Regions from separate parts of the Homo sapiens genome. Here all the other regions are linked to region 1. Evidence: chromatin contacts called from ENCODE Hi-C or POLR2A ChIA-PET data. All regions are on one chromosome and are shown on one strand. Each heading gives the region's core, a stretch centred on a gene start or an enhancer-like site at or near the end of the contact. The rest is flanking DNA. Distances are from core to core; before and after follow the strand shown.

Region 1 (2,888 bases), core at 146-2,645:
AATTAGCCAGGCATGGTGGCACATGCCTGTAATCCCAGCTACTCTGGAGGCCGAGGCAGGAGAATTGCTTCAACCCAGGAGGTGGAGGTTTCAGTGAGCCAAGACCATGCCACTGCACTCCGGCCTGGGTGACAGAGAGAGACTCCATCTCAAAAAAAAAAAAAAAAAAAAGAAAAGAAAAGAACTGTGTTGCTTATTTTCCTAATTTGGGGGGATTTTTCAGAGATTTTTCTGTCCTTTGTTGTTGTTGTTTATTTGCTTAATTGTAGCTAAGTTCCAGATAGCAGGGAATTAGCAATAGTGACTGCAGTCCCTTGGCCAAAAGTTTCTCAGACACTTAAACTATTTACTTAGGTAACACATTTTTTTCATGGCTACTGCAAAGGTACATTTCAGACATATGTTTTGAATTAATTAAATCTCAAGATTAATGTTGAAATTTAATATTTAGTATTTTTACATTATATTAATGATTTTTAAGAACCATTGATTTTAAGTTAAACACTTGGGTTCTTGTGCTTTTTTAAATTTGCAGATTTCAGTTCTCATATTTAGATCATTAACTTTGAAACTAAAAATAAGATCTGAGTGGGTAAGCACAGAGGATTTTTAAGACGGTGAAACTATTCTGTATGATACTATAATGGTAGATAAGTGTTTTTATCCATTTGTCAAAATCCATAGAATGTACAACACCAAGAGTGAACTCTAATGTAAACTGTGGACTTCGGGTGATACTGATGTGCCAATGCGAGTTAATCAATTGCAGCAAATTTATCACTACGGTACAGCACACTGGCAGTGGGGAGTCTGTGCCTGCGTGGGCAGGGAGTATATGGGAACTCTCCATTCAATTTTGCTGTGAACCTAAAACTGCTCTAAAAAACAAAGCCTATTTTAAGAAGCAATAAGATCTCAGGCCTTTCAGAATGCCAGATTAATGTTTAAATGTTAAAAATGAAATACTCATTGCTGCTACTAAAATTACCTTAGTTTCTCTAATCCTCTAAGTTTTCAAGTGTGCCTTTTAAAAAAAACCCTTAAGCTTTAATAAGCTTTACCAGATGACAGTAAAATTACTTAGATTAAGCCTCCATGATTTTAGAAATGAAGCATTTTGAGGACTCAATCCAGTTCCTGGGAGATGAGTCAGCTAGTTAATTAATATGATCTTAAGGAAAAATGACCCGTCTTACTTCTCACTGACTGCATACCCTGCTGAGACTATATTAAGATTAGCATTACGAGTGCTGCACAGCTGCCTCTCCTATGAGTTCAACAGGAGCTTGGTAAATAATATCAGAACTGAGTCATTTATGGTTGAATGACACAGAATGAAAAATAAGTGCCTTTCAGGCAGTTCCTGTTGCCTAATATGGACTGAGAAGTAGACACTTTAACTAAAGAGCCCCACCTGTGCCCCAAATGAACCTTTCCCTATAAGGATGTTGATCTAATTTCCTGATCAAAAAAGGAATCCAAAAACGCTGTCAATGATCTGTCTGGGCCTGAACGAGGGCCTATTTTCTCTTCTCAAAGGCCTCGTGCATGGAAGTCTACCGAATTTCTTCCTTGAATAGTTGAGGGTGTTTTGTTGTAAAGATTTCCAGTTAAAGTGGCTCTTTCATCCTAGGGAGAGATCAGAATATCCAGCAGTCCTGCAGGTGGCTAGAGTTTATTGCATTGGGAAGCAGAAACAAGATAACTAAAAACAGAGAATCTGTATTTAAAACTTAGAAAACAGGACTGGTATTTTTATAAGATTTTTTTTTCATTACAACTATCCATTCTTCTGTGAATTAAAAGCCCAGGACACTGATGGCTCGTGGAATTGATGTCACTAGTCCCTAGGCCTTCTTACCTGATAGTAACAGTAAAATGGATATATAACATCGTTTTTCTTCATGGAGCAGAAAAAACTGAGGTTAAATGAAAGCTTTCAGGCGACTGAATTAAACTTGAAAAGCTATAAGGAAAGGGAGCCCTTTTCTAAGGAAGTGACAACAAATTCATAAACTGAATGACTCATAAACTGCTTTCAAATTGCAAAACTGATTATGAATCACTGAAGAAAAACGTAGTCTCACAAAATCTGGTTGTTTAGGAATCAAAAAAGGTAGCCTCTGCTGTTCATTGGCATATTGTCATTCACCATCCTGAAATAACCTTATGGTGAGTGATACTAAAATAGGTCAGTTTGTTAGAAATATTTGCTTAAAAGCCAGATTTGGCTCTAAATTTCTTTTGAATGAATCATAAGAATCTGGATGATAAAAAGAATTACGCTTAGAGAAATGTGCTAGAAACAGGCATTGGTTAAAGATATGGACGTTTCTTTTAGTAGAAACCTGTGTATTTCTGAATCCTTGAAAGAAGGATTGTGGTTGAATAACAATCTGATAAAGGATGAAGTGACCTTCACCATCCGGCCTGCCGATAAAGAGCGGGGAGATGTTCCAAAGTAATCCCACAAGGAGATTCATGATCTAAAAACCATTACCAATAGGTGGTATCTGTATTTCTCTGTTTAAGACTGGAAACTAACGGGTAACTCAAGAATGCTTCCAAGAAACGGTGGAGAATGTCCACTCAAAGATTTTAATCATTAACTTCAGAGCGACTCTAGGCTAACGCCCAGGTCCAGGAATAAGGGACAGAGGCCAATAGTAACACAGATTTTATATTTTTCAACTGGAAAGCTTGGAGATAGTACAGGTAGATACAAATAATATTGGAGTGTTGGAAATTTTCTTCATGTTCATGTAAGGATAGTTTTACTATCAGTTCTTAGGAAATTGGAATATAAATAAACAATAACAATTTATCTAGACCATGTAAACATTATGGATTTTTCAATTTGCCCTGAAAATCTCAGATTTGCTTGATAG
Region 2 (2,888 bases), core at 114-2,613, 980 kb before region 1:
GGAAAACAGAACGGTAATTCCTAAAAAAAATTAAAAATAGAATTATCATGTGATCCAGTGATCCCACTTCTGGGTATATATCCAAAATAATTGAAAACGGGGGCTCAGCGAGATACTTGTACACCCATGCGCATAGCTGCATTTCTCACAATTGCCAAAGGTATTAATAGAAGCAACCCAAGTAACCTGACAGATAAATGGGTAAACCAGATGTGGTGTGTGCACAGTGGAGTATGATCCAGCCTCAGAGAGCAAGGCAATCTTGTTCCATGTTACAGCATGAAGGACTCATGAAGACATGCTCTAAGTCTTCGGAAATCAGTTACAAAAAAGCAAATACTGCATGATCCTACTTACATGAGGTATTGTGAGTGCCCAAATTCGTAGAAGCAGAAAAGTAGAATGGTGGTTGCCAGGGACTTTGGGGAGGGAAAATGGGGAGTAGTTGTTTAATGGGGACGGAGTTTCAGTTTTGCAAGATGAAAAGGTTCTGGAGATCTGTTTCATAACAATGTGAATATACTTACCACAACTCAACTGGTACATTTATTTAAAAATGTACAGTTAAAATGATAAGTTTTATGTTATGATGTTTTTAAAAAGAGGGATATCGGCTGGGCGTGGTGGCTCACGCCTGTAATCCCAGCACTTTGGGAGGCCAAGGTGGGCAGATCACCTGAGGTCGGGAGTTTGAGATCAGCCTGGCCAACATGGTGAAACCCCGTCTCTACTAAAAATTCAAAAAATTAGCTAAGCATGGTGGCTCACGTCTGTAATCCCAGCTATTTGGGAGGCTGAGGCAGGAGAATCACTTGAGCCTAGGAGGCAAATGTTGCAGGGAGCCAAGATCACGCCACTGTACTCCAGCCTGGGTGACAGAATGAGACTCTGTCTCAACAAAATAAAGAAATAAATCAAAAATAAAAAGAGGAGTGTCTATCCAGGGTAATGTGTAACCGACAGAAGCCCCTTGGGTCCTGAAGAGCCTCTGCTGCTCCGGCTTTCACGTCTTCTGCCTGTGCTTCTCCAGGAGCACGCCCTTCCTGTGCACGTGCACTCTCTGATAGGCGAGGTCAAATTCTGTTCTTGGTGAGAAAACACATAGGCACCTTGTCATGTCTCTGAAGTTTACACCCCAGGCATATCAGAGCGTGATCAACAATCTCTCTGCCTCGGGGACATCTAGTAGGAGCTTGGAAGGGAGCTCAAGTGAGGACAGAATACAGAACTGGCTCCTGAAGGAAGATAAACTTGGAAGGCGCACGTTTTCTGGACCCTCCCTGCAGACTTGGGTTCCGGCGGCCAGGTGGCATGCCCAAGGTGGGGTGTGGCTTTTCACAGAAGAGGAAGAGGGAGACACCGCGCGTGGGCACTGGGGTTGGGAGGTCCTGTGTCAACCGACTGGATGCACTCCTCTCCCTTCCCCAGACGAGATACACTGCCTGTGCCAAAAGCAAAGCAAGGGCACTGTGGGGTGGTCAGGTCCACTCTGAATCTGTTAATGATTCCTTCCTTATCTAAATCTGGAATGTGGGAAAAGAAAAACAGCTGAGCAGTGTGAGCCCTGTGAGGTTCGCAAAATTTATTAGGCCCAGAGAGACGTGAGTGGGAACTTGAGTCACTTCCCCACCCATGTCCAGGGCAGCTATTTGACGACACTTTGTTCCTGATAGCTGCCTCACCCATTTTCTTCAGGGTTTTGGAATTCATGGTACAAAGAACAATGTAGTGTGGATCTACAGTTTACATGGTTTTGATGTAAATTCTTGGTAAAGAACTGTCTCTTCTTTAAATGAAATGTTTTTCAATAGTTTTTGGGGATACAAGTGGTTCTTGGTTACATGGATAAATTCGTTAGTGGTAATTTCTGGGATTTGGGTGCACCCATCACCCAAGCGCTGTACACTGTACCCAATACAAAGTCTTCTCTCCCTTTCCCGCCTCCTGTCAGAGGCATTGGAACCAGAGCGACTCCATCTTGAATAGGGACCGAGTAAAGTGAGGCTGAGACCTACTGGGCTGCATTCCCAGGAGGTTTAGGCATTCTTAGTCACAGGATGAAATAAGAAGTCAGCACAAGGTCACAAAAACCTTGCTGATGAAAGGATGTGGTAAAGAAGCCACAAAAACCCACCGAAACCAAGATGGTGATGGAAGTGACCTCTGGTTGTCCTCACTGTCATTATATGCTAATTATAATACATTAGCATGCTAAGAGACATTCCCACCAGTGCCATGACAATTTACAAATGCCATGGCAACCTCAGGAAGTTACCCTATATGGCCTAAAAGCGGGAGGAGCCCTCAGCTCCGGGGAACTGTCCACCCCTTTCCCAGAAAACTAGTGGATAATCCTCCCCTTGTTTAGCAAAGAACAAGAACTAATTATAAATATAATCAGTTGAGCAGCCCAGGCCACTGCTCTGCCTGTGGAGTAGCCTTTTTTTTATTTCTTTACTTTCTTAATAAACTTGCTTTCACCTTACTCTATGGACTCACCCTGAATTCTTTCTCACACAAAGTCCAAGAACCTTCTCTTGGGGTCTGGATCAGGACCAACACTCCCATTGCCCCTCCCTCCCTCCTGTCCTTCCTTCCTTCCTTCCTTCTTCCCCTTCTTTCCCTCCCTCCCTCCCTCTCTCCCTCCCTCCCTCTCTCCCTGTTTCACCCTTGTTGCCCAGGCTGGAGTGCAATGGAATGATCTCGGCTCACTGCAACCAGGTTCAAATGATTCTCCCGCCTCAGCCTCCCGAGTAGCTGGAATTACAGGTGCCTGCCACCAAGCCCAGCTAATTTTTTTCTTTTTTTTTTTGTATTTTTAGTGGAGATGGGGTTTCACTATGTTGGCCAGGCTGGTCTTGAACTCCTGACCTCAGGCGATCCACCTG
Region 3 (2,888 bases), core at 221-2,720, 750 kb before region 1:
TGTAGAGATGAGGTCTCACTATGTTGCCCAGGCTGGTCTTGAGCCCAGCTTGAGCGCAAGCCATCCTCCTGCCTTGGCCTCCCAAGGTGCTAGGATTACAGGCGTGAGCCACCATGCCCAGCCAATAGTGTCCTTTGATGCACAAGAGTGTTTACTTCTGATGAGGTCCACTTTGTCTATTTTGTTGTTGCTGCTGTGCTTTTGGTATTGTATTTAAGAAACCATTGCCTAATCCAAGCTCCAAAAGATTTGCACCTGTTAATTCCTTCTAAGAGTCTAATAGTTTTAGGTCTTTCATTTAGGTCTATGAGCCATTTGAGTTCATTTTTATATAAGGTTGCATGTGGATATCCAGTTGTCCCAGTACCGTTTGTTGAAAAGGTGTCTTTTTTTTTTTTAAAGCGTCTTTAAAAAAAAAAGTCTAAGTCTTAACTGCCAACAGATCACCTTAAAAACTGCTGAAGGACGGGCACAGTGGCTCACGCCTGTAATCCCAGCACTTTGGGAGGCTGAGGTGGGCGGGTCACCTGAGGTCAGAAGTTTGAAACCAGCCTGGCCAACATGGTGAAACCCCGTCTCTACTAAAAATACAAAAATTAGCTGGGTGTGGTGGCGCACACCTGTAATCCCCAGCTACTTAGGAGTCTGAGGCACGAGAATCACCTGAACCCGGGAAGCAGCGGTTGCAGCGAGCAGAGATCGCACCATTGCACTCCATTGCACTCCAGCCTGGGTGACAGAGTGAGACTCTGTCTCAAAAAAAAGCGAAACAACCAAAAACACTGTTGAAAATGTGGTGTTTTCAGACAGTGTGCTCAGAGGTCGTGGCCACTCCCAGTACACACCCACCCCCAGCTGTCCTTCTTGTTATTATTAAGAAAGAGCGCCGCTGTGCAGTTAGCACTGTTAAAACTGCTGCCTTCACTGAGCTTACACCAGGCTAGGCTAGGACTGGGAAAATTGAAGCTCTAGGTCGGCCAGTGTACAACCAGGACTCCTGGCCAGAACATACAATGCCTGAGGGCTGAGGGCCACGGGGCTGGAGAGGAGCTCTTCTGTACCGGGGGGGGTTGGAGGGGGTTAATCCTTCCCCCAACCTTCTGCAGGTGCAGCTCAGCTTTCCCTGCCATGAGAGCAGGGCGCCCCTGCATCCGCCTGCTAGGGGTGCGGTGAGACACAATATGTAAGGAGCCCTGGTCAGGGCCCTCATCCTGGCTACTCCTCCTGGCTACTCTATTTATTTATTTATTTATTTATTTATTTCTGCATATGAAAGCCAGGTCACAGCTACTCTTTAACTGTGCAGAAGGTCAGCTGGTGGTCCAGGTCCAGACGCGCCCAGGAGCTTCCTTCAGCCGCCAGGGGGCGCAGTGGGGCTGCCCCAAGACCCTGGGCCTCCGTGGCCTCCCCTAGCTGCTGGCTCTGCACGCTGCCTGGCTGGGCTGGCTGCCATCCCAGCCCTTCCTTCTCTCCAGCCCCAGCTGGCTGGCGCAGGTTTACTGTTGCAAGTGGACTGTACCCTGTGGCTCACAGGGACTCAGAGCCAGAGTGAAGCCAGCCCAGAGCTCTGGGCAAAGCTCGGTGAGATGAATGGAGCTGTCACTGGATAAAGGGAGATTCCCGGACAGCACATCCTTGTCAACACTCTCTCCTGTGTCACCGCAGATGCTGGGACGAGGCACAGCAGAGGCCATGGGACCTGGTCAAAGCGAGACTTCTTCCTTGGCCCATTTTGATTTCTTTTTTGTTGTCGTCGTTGAGACAGAGTCTAGCTTTGTCGCCCAGGCTGGAGTGCAGTGGCGTGATCTCAGCACACTGCAACCTTTACATCCTGGATTCAAGTGATTCTCCTGCCTCAGCCTCCCGAGTAGCTGGGATTACAGGTGCCTGCCATCATGCCCAGCTAATTTTTGTATTTTTAGTAGAGACGGGGTTTCACCATGTTGGCCAGGCTGGTCTCGAACTCCTGACTTCAGGTGATCCACTCGCCTTGGCCTCCCAAAGTGCTGGGATTACAGGCATGAGCCACTGCGCCCGGCCTCCCACTTTGATTTCTGAACCTTTTGGGTAACATCTCCTTCCCTCACATTTCTTGTGTGTTGAGGTCTTTTGTTCAGGCTTTCAGTGGATGAAAGGACAGAGGAGGAAACAGCTGTGGGAAGAGCAGCTGCTGTGCCTCCCTGCCTCTCTGCTTGGCCACAGCTCCCCTCCCTCTCTGGCTGCCCTAGCACTGAACTCTGATCTTCAGCAGTGAGACCTAGTACCTGCCTCCGCCTCACTGGGAAGCAAAGCCGCAGAGCAGGTGCAGCTGTGTGTGGCATGGCCAGCCACAAGCCAGAAAAACCAGCAAACCAGGGCCGGGAACAATACTTCCTGGGACCAGCCCCGGGGACCACTTTGGAAATGAGCATGGCAGAGGCAGCCACAGGGTGAGTACCCAAGTTCACGTGCACCTGCTTTAAAGGGAACCAGTGGGTTCTATGCCAAGTGCTCATATGGAGGGCATCTGTGGTCAGGCTGCAACTTCAGGGGAGAATTTCCACAGGTGTCCTGCACTGATTTCTGTCATTCCAAGTGACAGCACCTGTTTGAGGGAGTGCTCTAGGGCCATTCGGGGAGAATCAGTGACTCCACACAAGGCAGGGGCCCTGGGTGCCTGGTCTGGGGAAGGGCAGCCCGAGGCGGGGTCGGGAGTGATCAGATCCTTGGGTCTCTCCTCTTGGTCATCTTGGTCACACTTTTTCCCTGTTTTTATGGAATGTTGGGCCTCATCTCATCCACCAACATCAAAGCCAGCCAGCCAGCCAGCCAACCTCCATAGGAAATGGGCTGCAGTATTTGGCATAAAGAGCCTGCAGTGTTAAAAGACCCTTGTAAGTCTCTAGCCA
Region 4 (2,888 bases), core at 262-2,761, 670 kb before region 1:
TCAGCCTCCCAAAGTGCTGGTATTACAGACATGAGCCACCGCATCCGGCCTTTTGTTTGGTTTTATAACAGCTTTATTGAGATACAATTCACATATCATATAATTTACCTACTTAAATTGTACAATTCAATTGTTTTTTGTGTTCACAGAGTTGTGCAATCATCACTGCAATTTCAGAACATTTAATTATGCCCAGAAGAAATCCTGTATCCATGAGCAGTTACTCCTCATTTCCTCCTCTACTCATCCCCCAGCCCTAAGCAGCCCTTAATCTTCTTTCTGTCTTTATGGATTTGCCTATTCTGGACATTTCACGTTAATTGAATCATGTAGTCTTTTGTAACTGGCTGCTTTGACTTAGTATAATGTTTTCAAGGTTCACCCATGTGGTAGCATAACATCTGTACTTCATTCCCAATAAATGCCAAATCATAGTCCATTGTGTGGCTATGCCACATTTTATTTATTCACTAGTTGATGGACACTTTGAATGGTTCTACTTTTTGGCTGTTAAAAAAATGCTGTTGTGAACGTTCATGTACAAACTTCTGTGAGGATGTGTATTTGCATTTCTCTTGGGGTGACTTCCAAAGCCTAAGAGTGAAATTTTTGGGGGGTATGGAACCTCTGTTTAACATTTTGAGAAACTGACAAACTGTTTTCCAAAGTGGCTACACCATGTTACAATTTTACTAGCAATGCATGAACCTTGCAGTTTTTCCACATTAGCACTAATACTTACTATCTGGGTTTTGGATTGTAGCCATTCTGATGGGTGTGAAGTGGTATCTTACAGTTTTGATTTGCATTTCCCTAATGAGGTTGAGCCTCTGTCTTGTGCTTACTGGCCCTTTGCTTTTTTGGAGCCTTTGATCTTTTAAAAATAGAAATCTGGGTGAATTACGTCCCTGAGTAATGGCTGTGTGGTGAACATTCTTTTCTTCTTAGCCTGGTCACCTCTTGCTTGCTTCAGTTTACAGGTAATTTTCTTCAGGGAGCCTTCCTTGAACCCCGGCTGTTTGCATTCAGCCCACTCTGTTGTTGTGATTGTTTATCTAGACTTCCTTTCTGACCACACTAAGCATAGTTAACAGAGATTATACTTGGCATGGGATTGACTGGATGACTGAATACATAGATGACTGTAGCTTTTTTTTGTTTTTAAACATTTAACTTAAGAAAAAAATTCTGTCTTGGAGTTAGTACCCGAAGCAGTATTTCATGATTTTTGTGTGTTCCTTGTTTCCTCTCATTTTCCCGATGGCACTAAGGCACCTGGCTGGGATCCTATAGAGAGCGACACATTGCAGTTGCTCTCTGCATAGTAAGCTTCCCCCAAGAGTCATAGATGAGGCAAAACCCATGTGTACTCTGAGGCCAGGGCTGAGTGCATAAGGAGCAGCTGCAACTTGCCCTGGGGATATTCTTTGACCTGGAGGAGGCAGTGATGAGGGAAAGGGAAGACAGCGTGGGAACCATCTTGATAAGAAGCATGGGGTTCTGAGAAATAGCCTCCTAGGATTGGTACACTGCAGCTGGTGGCAGAGGTCTTCTTGACCTTGAGTTAGCTTTTTGAGTGAGAATAAATAACAGTCAACTAGCACCTTCACTTCCTGAATTATAGGAGGGACTTTTTTTTTTTTTTTTTAGACGGAGTCTTGATCTGTTGCCAGGCTGGAGTGCAGTGGCGTGATCTCGGCTTACTGCAACCTCTGCTTTCTGGGTTCAAGTGATTCTCCTGCCTCGGCCTCCCGAGTAGTTGGGACTACAGGTGCGCATGCCACCACACCCGGCTAATTTTTGTACTTTTAGTAGAGATGGGGCTTCACCATGTTGGCCAGGATGGTCTCTATCTCCTGACCTCGTGATCCGCCTGCCTCGGCCTCCCAAAGTGCTGGGATTACAGGCATGAGCCACCGTGCCCGGTCTTGTTTTTTGTTTGTTTGTTTTTTGAGACGGAGTCTAGCTCTGTCGCCCAGGTTGGAGTGCAGTGGTTCGATCTTGCCTCACTGCAACCTCTGCCTCCCAGGGTCAAGTGATTCCCCTGCCTTAGCCTCCTGAGTGGCTGGGATTACAGGCGTGCGCCTCCACATCTGGCTGATTTTTTTGTGTTTTTAGTTGAGACGGGGTTTCATTATGTTGGTCAGGCTGGTCTCAAACTCCTGATTTCAAATGATCCATGCGCCTCAGTCTCCCGAAGTGCTGGGATTACAGGTGTGAGCCACTGCGCCCAGCTGGACATCATTTTTAATACTGCATGGAAACTCTTGATTATGGGAGTAGATTTTTTTTCTTTTAGTTTTCAAGAAGTACCTCTTACTTATTTTTTTAAGGACGTCTTATTTCTGAACTGAGAAGTGAATTACACCCTATGATTTTTTGCAGAGTTGTACAAAAACAAATAGAATCTGGATTTGTTCCTATGGTTGTAACTTTACTGAGGTAAATATTATCTTTCTCCATCAAGCTGTCTAGAAATAATCTTCTGTTTTCATTTTCGTCCTCTAAACCTGCTATATATTGCAGATAGGAAATTTCTGAGTCACTGTTTTCTTTTTTAAGCTTACTGGACCCTAACTTCTTTTAGTCTTCCATGCCTAGATTTTTGCTGATTGAGGGACTGTGATAATTTTTTTTTCCTCCTTTGCTCAAGAGTGTGACTTTACTGTAGAAGGCAAAATACTAATTTTCCATGGTCCCAGGTCATTCTGGAATTTTGAGCTCCTAGTCTTCATTTATGTGGTGTAGTTTCTCCATAAGCCTTGCCATAAGGGGAAGAAAAAGAGGAGCTGACCTTATGGTGGAAACATCAATGTTTGGAGAAGAAGTATTGGAGAAATAAGGAGGCTGTTTTAAACAGGGTGGTCATTAAGGTCATCTTGAATCGT

What was found. Hi-C counts contacts between places; a loop is a spot of excess contacts on that map. ChIA-PET counts read pairs that join two places held with the same protein, here RNA polymerase II (POLR2A). Pooled maps may share reads with other maps.
Region 2: a loop to region 1 is called in a pooled map, with 8 times the contacts of the local background. The contact joins two enhancer-like sites. A Hi-C loop is called at or near these places in 3 of 37 single-sample maps with no recorded cell type and 3 of 50 pooled maps. POLR2A ChIA-PET finds 5 or more read pairs at or near these places in 1 of 52 experiments (GM12878).
Region 3: a loop to region 1 is called in a pooled map, with 2.1 times the contacts of the local background. The contact joins two enhancer-like sites. A Hi-C loop is called at or near these places in 1 of 50 pooled maps. POLR2A ChIA-PET finds 5 or more read pairs at or near these places in 2 of 52 experiments (GM12878 and PC-9).
Region 4: a pooled map shows a loop between it and region 1 (2.5-fold over the local background). The contact joins two enhancer-like sites. A Hi-C loop is called at or near these places in 1 of 50 pooled maps. POLR2A ChIA-PET finds 5 or more read pairs at or near these places in 2 of 52 experiments (GM10248 and WTC11).

The regions. Positions count from the first base shown.
Region 1 is chr1:8,096,003-8,098,890 of GRCh38, reverse strand. All of the region lies in intron 2 of ERRFI1-DT (ERRFI1 divergent transcript), which reads right to left. Among named protein-coding and RNA genes, the nearest start is that of ERRFI1-DT, 71 kb to the right of the region's middle. RefSeq lists enhancers at 1,596-1,645, 1,011-2,210. Within about 2 kb of position 1,395, at least 18 of the 41 ENCODE cell types and tissues checked have a DNase peak (open chromatin) inside an H3K27ac peak, as active enhancers do; they include GM12878, where a contact is called at or near this core.
Region 2 is chr1:9,077,511-9,080,398 of GRCh38, reverse strand. It overlaps a transcript of SLC2A5 not described here. Among named protein-coding and RNA genes, the nearest start is that of SLC2A5, 9.3 kb to the right of the region's middle. Within about 2 kb of position 1,363, at least 6 of the 41 ENCODE cell types and tissues checked have a DNase peak (open chromatin) inside an H3K27ac peak, as active enhancers do; they include GM12878, where a contact is called at or near this core.
Region 3 is chr1:8,847,558-8,850,445 of GRCh38, reverse strand. No RefSeq gene overlaps it. Among named protein-coding and RNA genes, the nearest start is that of MIR6728, 18 kb to the left of the region's middle. Within about 2 kb of position 1,470, at least 16 of the 41 ENCODE cell types and tissues checked have a DNase peak (open chromatin) inside an H3K27ac peak, as active enhancers do.
Region 4 is chr1:8,762,699-8,765,586 of GRCh38, reverse strand. The region is part of intron 1 of RERE (arginine-glutamic acid dipeptide repeats); the gene reads left to right. Among named protein-coding and RNA genes, the nearest start is that of RERE, 53 kb to the left of the region's middle. RefSeq lists an enhancer at 1,467-1,516. Within about 2 kb of position 1,511, at least 4 of the 41 ENCODE cell types and tissues checked have a DNase peak (open chromatin) inside an H3K27ac peak, as active enhancers do.